2 separate regions of the Homo sapiens genome follow, and region 1 is linked to region 2. Evidence: chromatin contacts called from ENCODE Hi-C or POLR2A ChIA-PET data. All regions are on one chromosome and are shown on one strand. Each heading gives the region's core, a stretch centred on a gene start or an enhancer-like site at or near the end of the contact. The rest is flanking DNA. Distances are from core to core; before and after follow the strand shown. Region 1 has its middle 140 kb from the start of MIR3668. Region 2 overlaps LINC02941 (long intergenic non-protein coding RNA 2941).

Region 1 (5,999 bases), core at 1,128-3,627, 300 kb after region 2:
TCATTTAAAGACAGTGTAAAGATTAGTGCACAGTGTGTAGTCATAGCATATTCATTTAGTCAAATTCTCATTCACTGCAATAATTCAATGAAGATGTGTTGACAGCCCTTAGGTGTTAGATGCCCTAAGCAAGGTCCCACAGAGTGCAAAAGCTAATGAGTCTCTCAGTTAAGAAGGTTGCAATCTGTTATATAGTAGGAATGTACATTTATAAATTAATGCTTCAGTATATAGATGCAATAGTAGCTGTATAAACAATCTTAGAGGAAGGTAAAAATTAGTCCAGGATATCCAGGCCTCTTGAAAGGTAAAATTTGAACTCACTCTAAAAGTGAGTATAGACTTGCCATGGGAAAGAGAAATGAGAGGTATTTCAGCATGGTATGCCATGCTATTTCCTATCTCTAATTTACCCAATGACTCACAGAGTGAAGAATTATATTGGCAGAAGTTTAGTGTCTGTGTCAGGAAGGAAGGAAAGTAACTAAAATGGTAGCTTGGGAATGTTGTTTGTGAAGTTAAGAAATTTTGACTTTATTCTGTAGGTAGTAAGGAGTCAATAGGTTTGTGAGCAAAAAATAACATGATCAGATGCTGGTCTTAGGAAAATACTCAGGTAGCAGTGTTAGGGGTGGACTTGAGTAAAAAGCGACAAGAGTGCAATTTTGAAAGCAGTTGCAAAATCCCTTATGAGATATATTGAGGACTTCAATGAAGTCCTGGATGGAAAGGAAGTTACAGACGAGGGTACTGAAAAAAAACAACAACAACAACAAAAAAAAGAGTCACTCATTTAATAGCTAGGAAGGCCATTTCTAGTTCAATGGTGGAAAATAGAACATAGATATTGACTCTTTAGAATTAAAGTGATTTGAGATAATATACCAAATACAGATAAGTCTTTAAATAAAATTGATTATAAAAAGAAGAAGAAAAATGGGGAAGTAATTTAAGCGAAAGAGGAGGAAGACATTGGAAAATTTATGGGTTTGTTTGCTTGTTTAATAAAAATGCTGGCTTGTCCATGGAAAGGTTAAATCTCAGTTTGATCTGTGTTGTAACATGTGGCTGATGTGAAGTTTAGGCATGAAGTGAATTATGTCATTTTTTGGACTATCCTTTTGAGACTGTTTTAAGAAGCCACCAAATAAAATGAATGTTTATACTTTGTACGTTAGTGGTGAGAAATCTACAGCCAGCATAGAGGAACGTTTTCAGAAGTATACAATCTTATTTATGGTTTATTGCTGATTTTTTCTACAGGCAGAAAAATCTGTAGTGGCTAACTCCTACCTTCCTTGAATCTGAATGGTTGTTGAACAAGAGGGGTGCCTGAGTACAAAAATAAAGTGATGAGTTTACATAGCATCGAATTTGCTTACTAAGAGTGAGGTTTGCTAACATTTTCATTGCCATGCCTCTCCTTGAGTGAGTTGCAATTAGGCTGATCCAGGAGAAAAATACCAGTCAAATGAGCTTTACTGTTGAAATGCTGGTGGATAATGGTGAAACTAATGTGTTACAAGTCTGGCCATAACATAATAACATGTTATTAATTTTTTCATGTTCAAGATATTTGGGTATTATCAGCACAAGCATGCTTAGTTAAACCGTAATGGGAAATATACAAAGCTTTTCAACTCAAGTACTACTTAAATTCTCATACTATTTACCAGGGAAAGATATAAAAAATTGTTTTTAAATTCTTAGGGAAGTCTTTTAAACATGTGGATATCAAGCTACTATTTTTGTATGTAGTCTATTCCTATCATTTTGTTCCAGCTCTTCATTTGTGTTGTGAGATCTTGCTGGGCAAAATGCTATTCCTGTTACTGACTACAGATGCACTAAATGCCTATAACGACACATTTAACTCCCATGATCGTCTAATTTTACTTTCCCTACACTGGAAGCTCCTCCAGTTCCAGGCTTTCTTTATAGCTCTAGACAGATATAGCTAGAACTCAATATGTGTTTAAAGGCAGTGAGTTCTTTGGTATTGCTTTTTTGAGGCTACTTTATTTGAAAGTGAAACGTCAATTTTTATGTAATACATTTTCATTTTATTGTAGAAAGTGAGAAAATCCTTTTAGTTACTCAAATCTGTCTGAGTGTTTTGTGTTACATATCATTGAGGAATTGGACGTCAGTGTAGTATAGGACTTTTTCCCATATAGTAAAAATACTTGATAGCTGACGATTTTGCTTCATAAGATTCTACAGTCAAACTTTCTCTCAACCTACTATAATGGGACTTGGCACACAGAGTTCTAACTCTTAATGTTATTTCTTGCATCATTTTACACCTTTTAAAATGTCCTCAATGACTCAAATCCTTGGCCTTTGGAATGTGTTTTGTTAACTGGAAAGATGTAAACAGCTCATTTAACTTGACCTTCAAATGTTCCTTCCTTCCTCCTTTTGGTATGAGCACAGCACAGGCCGTTAATATCTGTGATAGCCGTGAAGTGGCATCCACCTCCCCCAGCTCTTCCCCTTCGTGATGCCAGTCATACTTCGTCAGTACTGACAAGCAATTATTAGTCTTTGTTTCCTTTACACTGTATATTGGCAAAACAATCATTGAAAGGAATTGTAGAGGGAGAAACCACTATCTTTGCACTATTGTGGTAACACAGCTTTTAGGCTTGCTGAGAATATCCATTAGTTTTGTCCTCTTATCTAAAAATGATTTCTTCTTTGCTTTGTATTGCTCTGGGAGTTGAATATTTCACCAACTTCTGCCACATTAGGGATGGATATCTTTATTTCTTCAATAACTGGGGTCTTTTCCCTATTGCCCTCTGTTCCATGCTTAAAGGCATTCTTAGTACATTTCAATTCCAGTTGTATTAGCTGTAATTTGGGTACTTTTAAAAAGCCTATTTGATTCTCAAGAGCTTTTTCCATCTTTTTTATTGGTCTGACCTCAGTCTACTAAGGCAAATTGGTCCCGAGGTATATTCTTATAGACTGAATGTGTAAAGATAGCACAGGGACACTTAGCTAGGTGCTTTACTCAAGTTACAGCAAAGAAACTTTATCTTTGAAGTTTTTTAATTATATCAAGCCTTGGAAGTAGGGCAAGTTTTGCTTAGTAAAGTTATTCTTTCAAATTTTATCATAAACTCTCAAGATCCATGATTTCTTAAAGATTTTACCTTTTGGAAATAAAGGTAGACCACCCAAATGACAACAAACAAAGGCAGTTATTCAGAGCTTGCTGTATCAAAGGAGTCAGCCACCATGAATTAAATTTGGCAGAGACTCAAAGACAGGCTGTGGATAGAAGCCATTTATAGTGATAAAAAATAAAAGGTGTATAGTGATAAAAAATAAAGGCTTTAGATATGCACTGTTGGAGTTTGTTGGCATGGGGAAGCTGCAGGTAGGCTACCTAGAAGCAGGACATCCTATGCAATTGTTTGAGGAACATTTTGGGCTTTGTCTAGTTCCTCCTGAATTGGGGGTGGGACAAAGCAGTAGGAAAGCTGGCAGCTATTGACAAAGGCCTGACCATTCTGGGCCAGTTACTACAGAGATTGTGGTGTGGCTTCTTGGGCTGGTTGTATCTTAGGTTGTAGGTCAGAGTTCTATGGCTAGGATTTTTTTTTTAATCTAAAAATCCAGCAATAACAATGCATTGTACTCTGCTAAAAAGTGTCTAGGTACTATTTATATCTATTGGATATAAATAGGGTTGGGTTGCAATCTATTTATTCTTTTTTTAACCTATTGCCATTATTACTCTGTGAAAAAATAAAAAAACACTTGATTGAGATAATGCATTTCATGGCTAGCTCTTGTGAAAGAGTTTCACTTATTATAATCATGGCTTTGTAGTCTACATAACCTTGAAAAAATCATTCAGCCTCTCCAAAATGTATTCTATTAGCTATATTGGGAAATATACAATCATATTATTCCTGTGCTCTCTGTCTTTAAAATTGTAAGATCATTATAGTTTTATAGAAATACGAGTGAGAAAAAATTTTTAAAAATACACCACTAAAAGTCATTAGGATTCTAAACACAGGATAGAATTTTCAGAGAAGTAATGAAGCTAAGTACTTTCCAGATGGGTAATTTTTATCATACATACAACAGGGACAGGATGTGGAAGAGGGTCTCTATGGACCATGACATGTTGGGTAGCAGGCAGGGACTAGGAAGGGTTTGCTTCTATCTATCAGTAACATATGCAGATAGCATACTATTCATTTTGAGAAGGAAGGGCAACCAAATTTTAGGGGTCATCTGTGGAGAAATGGAGACAATGATTATCAAGGTAAAAAGCTGCCTATGTTGGATTCCATATTTTTCCTGATCACGTTTCCTGACTTCAAGTTGATATAAAGGTAAACTCAAAATTATTGTATTAAACATTTCTTGGCTTCCTTAGTCATAGCTTAGATATGTCTTGATCAATGTATTTCTAAAGACTGACTGACTCTCATGGCTGTTCTGACTTCCTATCCTCATCCTACTCTATTAAATAAGCAATTACATTACACTATTACAAAACTACAGAGAGTATCAATAAAGTTTTTTAAAAAACTCAAAATGATAAATAAAATGGTTATCATTTTGAGTTATACCTTGTAGACTTATAGGTAAAGAAAATTGTTATAAGTAATCAGTCAATATTTCACTGTGTGAAAATTCTATTACATAAAAAGTATTTTTTCTACTGGAAAAAAATTATTCTCAGAAGAGAATAAAACTTGGCATAGATTTTTGTATGTTACATAAATTTCTAACTGAAGTTTTAGGATAGGCATAGGTTTATTCTGCAGTTTTAGACATTAGAATTATAATTATACATGTTTGCATTGTATATATTTTCTGTGGACGAATTTATATTGACTATTGACTGGACAGTGATAAGCATTAATGAAAGAATGGTTTAGGAAAAGTTTTGAATCTTTTATATAATGTTATAGAGATGAGCTTTCAGTCACTTATGCTATCCAAATCTCAAATAAAATATGAGCGAATCTTGGTCTTAGTGGCCTTTGTCATTCTTCCCATTGTGTATGATCACAATGCTAGGTAGAAATGAAAGACACACTTTTTTGTTGACTGAAATGCCCTGCAGATGTAAAATAAATGTTCCCAACTTAAGGCCTTTTAGTACAGAAAAAGTTCCAGAGTGAATACTCCAAAGATGGGTGCCCATTGTACTCAGTATAAGGACCTGACATTCATGGTATTTTTGCACTTGGATTGAATTATTGATTTTAAAAAAGGAGAAACTAAAGGAAGAAAAAAAGAAGGTAGAAGTAGGATGGGAAAGATGCCCAAAAAATGAACAAAATAACAGAAAGAGGCCTGATTCTGAAAAGACCATAGCCGCTGAATGAGTCAGATTCAAGCTGTGATGCTTAATCTGGGCCCTTACTCTTTGTTCTCAGCTCCTTTCTGGTTCTAGTCATTTTGATAAAATATTTTAAAGTTATTTTGCCTTTCATATATTGATAGCTCTAGTTGGCAGAACTAGGCATTAACAGGTGTAATCATTGTTGCTTTCTATTTAAGTGAGAGTAATTCTCTCCTTGAACCCACAATATTTTCTTTTTATCACAACCTTTAAACATACCCAGAGATTAATTGTGCATGCCAGGATTCTAAGAAATGAGAGATTTAGTCTCTATTTGTAGATTCAACCTCGCTTTTACATTATGTGAAGTTTGTTCACTGAGAACTTGAAACCAGACCAAATAAACTGGGCAGCTTGAAAAACAGACAAACAAACAAACAAAAGCTGAACATAGATGATCAAGGTAAAAACTTGAGTGTCAATATCTTTATCACTCACTGGTTAATGTTCTTGGCTAGATTACCTTCTTTTTCCACTCTTGTACAATTCCAATTAAAATTTTTATTTTGACATCAAAACCTGGCTTCCTGAGTGTCTTGAATAAATACAGATTGATAAGCACTTTGGCCAATTATATCTGAGAATTCTTCTCTACTCATTACTTGATTTTTGCATCAGT
Region 2 (5,848 bases), core at 589-3,088:
CTCTGCTCTATTCTAGAATCTTCTGTTGCTTCATTTTGGTTTCTTTGCTTGTTAATAATGTTTTATAGTTTCAGTTGTGCAGCACTCCTTTTTCATTGCTGCTGATCATGATTTATTTTATTCTGAAATTTATTTATTTGTTCATTTGTGAAGGCATAATGGAAAATGTAAATGATGTGATCTGATGTGGCTTCATTCTTCCATTTGCTATCTTTACCCAAACTTTCAACAATCAGGTTTTACTTTATTATTTACAAACTTATCTAAGGATGTATTTATTTTAAAAATTTCACTTAAGAGCCCTTAGACAAGTCCTATAATTTATTACCTGCTGAATAAAGTAATTTTTCTTTTTTATCTCATATGACACTGTTTAATGTAAACTACATTTTTATATTCAGGGAGTATTGTGTGTGCGTTCATTCTGTCTATGTTTTTTTGTTTTGCTGAATTTGATCATGGACCCTCCTATTTCATTTTAATAGCTACCCCTTTTCATTTGCTACTTTCATATGCTGATTTCATATCATGCTTCATATTCTTATGTTGTAAAGGTTTTTCCATTATCAGTGAAGTAATGGAAATTAAAATGCTGTATAGAGACAAGAGATGAGGTTTTATTTAATTAAGCAAAAGTAACAATCCAGACTGCACATTGAAAGGCAGAGGGTGGGGGAGAATATTATGGGAAGCCCTAATAGATAAGAGGAATGCTAAGGGTTGATTTAAGAAGGAAAAATAAACAAAGTTAAAGTCAGAATGTTTATTTTGAATGGCATTAGTAAATGGGGAAAATTGGTGGAACCGATTCTTTGTTATTACGTGACTCATAAAAAATATTAGGTTGCCTTGATTTCTGCTTCTTACCTTGTGGCCTTGGTTTGGTTTATACACCCTCATTGTCAGCACTGGCTCTCTATAATAAGCATAACCATTACAGGTGGCCATAGTTGGGATCTGAGCTTTTCTATAGCATCTTTAGTTCTGCACAGCAAGGGCCACTAGGGAAAGGGCAGAGAAGGGTGGAGAGGATGTCTATAGGTAGCAAAGATACTTTGAGTTTGGAGAATAATAATTATGGAATTGTGGCATGTACGTTACTTGTGCTTTTTCCTTTGTTTTTCTGATGCCTAAGGTGGTTGAACACAAGTTTTTCCTGTTGCGTAGCTGGTTACATTTTCCACTGAGCCTTGCAGCTCTTGTTTTTGAGAGAAAAAAAGCACTAGGAAATATGCAAAATCTCCTTGAGTGAATAATGTGAATTGCAGAAAGGATCCATTGACTTCCTTCTCAGCAGTGATTTTCTATCTGAGTGGCTGCTGGATAGTTAGTGCATAAAGCTATGTTGGTGCTGGCTGGGTGCAAATTGCCTTCATCTGAAGATGCCTGCTTTGTACCATTACCTGCCTACAGCAAAACAGAGCCCCTCCAGTAGAGAAGTCTCTTTAACCAAATATCAAACAAATTAACCTTTTAGTGTGCTCCTAGGAGCCTCTCAAGAGAAGGAACACTTCAGTGACATCACTGATGGCAAAGGTTAGCCTAAAAGTAAAATGAAATCATCTGGCCAGGCAGGCCCTGCGGGAGAATCAAGCTTTGTAATTAGATTGAAGGCTCCTAGGAAACGAAGCTCTGTTGCAGGAAGAGCATTTGCAGAAGCTAATTGGGGTAAGCTTTTGCATCAGTGTCGGTGCAACGCATCACTTACAGCCTTGAAAATAGCTGTAATGGTGTATGATGATTGAGTCATTCCCTAATTTTAGCAACCTAGGCTGAACATGAATTACATGACGAATGTGCGCTTGAGTTTGTCCTATCTGAGACTTCGGACTCCGGGAAGATTGCCGTACACGTACTGGCTAATGTGACGACTGTTTTCTGGGAGTTGCAGGATTGCGACAGCTTTGTGCAAGCAGAGCCTGAGAGTTTTGCTCTGTTGGCTCTGCCCATTTACCTTCATTCTAACCTCCATTCTTACCTTGTCATCTGGTGGATGTCTCCCTGCCTTTACCCTACTTTTTTTTTTCCCCCAAAGTGTGGAATCTGTAACTGAACCCAGTAATTGTTCTAAATTATTTCTGTGGTGAATTAGCAAAACAAGAAATCTAGTTACTAAGCGAATAAGGTGAGGTCACCATCCTCCTTGCTGTAGTGACTCAAACCAGATACAAACTGAGGTTGGAGAAGTAAAAACGTGAGCAGAGAAGTAATATTATTTGGTCTTGCATGTGTCTAAACTTCTCCCTAGATAATCACCTTAACTTTGATATACATAGTGGAGTTCTCTTCTGGCACTTTCAAGGATACACCAACCTGAACACTTTATCTTTCACGATTTCCTTTGGTTTTATGTGGTTTTCAGTCTTTGAGTGACAACAGAATATCAAGGCAAGTCAGCTCCCGGGACCCACCATCTGTGTGACAAAGGCATAGTACTTAAACTCTCTGAGCCTCCCATTCCTCATGCATAAATGAGAATAGTGGAAGAGCTAGTAAGAGTATGAAGCATGGTATGAAATCATGCATGAAGCTTTATGTTGTAAAGCTGTGTTGTATGTGGCAAAAATTTTTACATTATCAGTGAAGTAATAGATACTAAAATGTTGTATAGAGACAAGAGATGAGGTTTTATCTAATTAAGCACAAATGATCTAGACTATACATTAAAAGGCAGAGGGTGGGGGAGAGTATTATGGGAAGCCCTAATAGATAAGAGGAATGCTAACGGTTGATTTAAGAAGGAAAAATAAACAAAGTTAAGGTCAGACTCTTTATTTTGAATGCTATTAATAAGTAAAGAAATTGATGGAATCAGGTAGAAGCACATAATCAGCTTTCATAAGCATTAGCTAGGATTTTTGGCCAAAACATAAGGGTGAAGGTATGTGAGAGTTGTTCTTTATTTTGGTAGTCATAACTAACAAAAACAGCTAACATTTTTTAACGCTTACTGTACGTCAAGTACTACACGGAGCACATGATGTGGTGATGACATTAAAAACTCACCCCAACCTGCTCTATGCTCATTGCACAGATTAGGAAACGGAAGCATCTGAGTAACATAGTGAAGATACTAATGCAATAAATAATTGTTCATCAAAGAATCACAGAAAGAAGCACTTGGAGCTGGCTCATCTCAGGGAAATGCACGTAGTGATAATGAGTCATCCATTTTCAATGCATCACTATAGCTCTCCCAAACCAAAACCCTCCTCTTGAGCTCACACTAAATCTGTTTATTTCTCATATCTAGATTGCTTTTACATTCTGCACCAGCTAATCTCTGGTCCTATTTCAAATCAGAATCTGGATATTATTTACCATCTGCCTCTAAGGGATGCACTTGCCAAGTCCCTTAATTTGCTATAATTGGCAGGTTTTCAGTGTACATAATTTATATCAAAAAAAGCTACCCTGAAAAAGAAGATTAATTAAACCATTTCTTCTGGGTCCCTAAAAGTGCAGTGGTTTCCAGGAGGATGGCTTTAAGGCCTTAAGGTCTTCTGTGTGTATATGCTGTCACAGCTGAGCACATTAAAAATGTATGTTGGGTTGCTCCCTGGTGCCTCTGAGCTGGTCAGAAAGATGTCATTGGCACCTGGGTAACATCACAAATACTCACTGAATTAAGCAGCTCACATTTGCATTTGAGTCTTTTGTTCTAAGCTTCGCAGACACTGGAAACTACTAGACTGCAGTATAATTTATGGATACCTCAGTGTTGACAATTCTGTCACTGATATGATAGGAAACACTAGAAAAAAATACACCCAGATGTACAGAATTCTAAATAGAGTAAGTGAGAGACCGTAACCTGATTCAGACAAGCAGCACATGTGGCTAGGAAATAGACCATTTACAGTTTTTCCCCCTTTTTGCCCTTTTTCAGTCATTCGCTAGGCTCATGGTCCAATGTGGAACATCCCCTAGGCTTTGTGGAGGCATTCTGGTCCTTCACAGCTTCTGGATAATATAATGCTTCCTTGTGAGTTTATTTCTTAATCCATGCCTATCTAAACTTGGCAGATTGATTCTCCATTCTAAAAATGGGAACTTCTGTGTTTTCTATCTTTTTCTAGAGGTTTTTTTTTTTTTTTTTTTTGAATTACCAGCCTTCAGGGGAATTACACAGCGTAGCACAGGAATGAATGTGAAGTTGCCACATATTTTTCTTTATTTTCCTGGAATGCCCATCTTCACATCCATGGCCAGTTTTTCCTACTTAGCTTCCAAATCTTAACTCAAATGCTGCCATGCTTGCCTTGCCCCATCCTGACCTCAAGGTGGCCTCCTCTGTGCTTCAGAAACTATATCTGAAGCTTAAGAAATAAGTAAAAAATGTGGACAGCCTCCATTCATTGTCTTTTTGAAAGAAGGCCAGCTACAGATTAACTAATATACTTAGGTTACCTCACTGTTTACTATTAATTACAAATTCCAGACTTTGTAGCATTCGCTGTTGACTTGTAGCTTTTTGCATGGTGGAGCTGCAAATAATTTCTGCCAGGTGGAGCAGATAACTCCAAAGGTTTATGGTCCTGTTGGACATGAGCCACTTTTTAAATCTACCCATCAATCTCATTCTAAGATGGTCTCTGTCCAGCTTATAAAACAACTTTTGATCTGGTCATAACATCTTATTAATTAATGAGTTAAATAAAACATGCTCATATTACGTGAGGGTGGGAGTCACAGGTTTGAACTCCAGTAGAGTATAGCACTCTCCACATTCTCCCAGATTGAGTTGTCTCCCTTTGCCACTAAATAAAAGCCTCATGAAGACAGGGACCTTGCGTTGCATGACTTTGGACACTCAGTACTTAGTACCATGTCTGATGCCTGCGTCACTCAATAAGAATGTGTACTATGACTAAATGATTATGTAATTTAATTCTAACCCAATTGGACTCTGCAGCAGTGCTCCAGGTCAGTGCAAGGATGCTCTATTGCTCAAAGAACAGCTTCTATTTTAGGATAACTTAGATGTGGAGTCAGAAATGTTATGATAGTCTTTTCTACGACTTGATGACTCTATGTAGTGGCCTTAGTCTTAATCCTTCTTTATTAGTCTTTTGCTTTGCACTGCCTTTGGATTAAGAATAGACAAAGTTATTCAATATTCAATATCCACCTAAGCCAGGACACTTTGCAAGGGCAAACAGAAGTTTGAAAGACAGTTTTACTTGTCTTTTTTTTTTTTCAGTGTTGTGCCTAGTTGCTGTGGCTAGCTGAAAACATAAGGGAAATCTTTCTCTTTTATTAAGGATACTTTGACCCTTTGAGAGAAAAACAAATTCTAAGTAAAGCAGTTCCATGTCTAAACTGATGTTATCAGCCGCTACTGTATGACATTAGGCTGTAAAAGTATTTACCTAAAAAAGTCAATAAACATGCAATTCACTATTATTTGTGTTGAATTATAGATCTGGAGGATCAAACCAGAATCAAAAGGAGTATACAAATTATCTATAAGATTATATGTGTGTATGTATATGCATATATATCTTTATACATATAACCTCAAATATCTAAAGGCAATTTCTGTGCATCACCTTCTTGTCCTTTTCTTTTTCTTATATACACTACTACAATAATGCATTTCCCATCAAAGTACTATTTTAAAAGTCTGCTTTTCATTTTGTCTATATTTGAAAATGTACTCAAAGAGTTCTGAAGAAGAATAATGTGTAGGATGGTAGTTTTCAGAAACTTATTTGGAAATAATATCATCTAATAGAGAATTAAATATACTTCTAGTAGGTATTCAACAAAAATTAAGATAACTTCTCATATTTAAGAATATAAAAATAACCAGATTGTTTAAGCGTAAATTCCATCTGCTGTCCAG

What was found. A loop is a pair of places that touch in the nucleus more often than their neighbours do. ChIA-PET counts read pairs that join two places held with the same protein, here RNA polymerase II (POLR2A).
Region 1: a map of endothelial cell of umbilical vein shows a loop between it and region 2 (9-fold over the local background). The contact joins two enhancer-like sites. A Hi-C loop is called at or near these places in 1 of 168 maps with a recorded cell type or tissue (endothelial cell of umbilical vein). POLR2A ChIA-PET finds 5 or more read pairs at or near these places in 2 of 52 experiments (BJ and HEK293).

Annotation. Positions count from the first base shown.
Region 1 is chr6:140,344,259-140,350,257 of GRCh38, forward strand. No RefSeq gene overlaps it. Among named protein-coding and RNA genes, the nearest start is that of MIR3668, 140 kb to the left of the region's middle. Within about 2 kb of position 2,378, at least 2 of the 41 ENCODE cell types and tissues checked have a DNase peak (open chromatin) inside an H3K27ac peak, as active enhancers do.
Region 2 is chr6:140,048,658-140,054,505 of GRCh38, forward strand. The region is part of intron 1 of LINC02941 (long intergenic non-protein coding RNA 2941); the gene reads left to right. All of the region lies in intron 2 of LOC107986652 (a long non-coding RNA gene), which reads right to left. Among named protein-coding and RNA genes, the nearest start is that of LINC02941, 75 kb to the left of the region's middle. Within about 2 kb of position 1,839, at least 5 of the 41 ENCODE cell types and tissues checked have a DNase peak (open chromatin) inside an H3K27ac peak, as active enhancers do.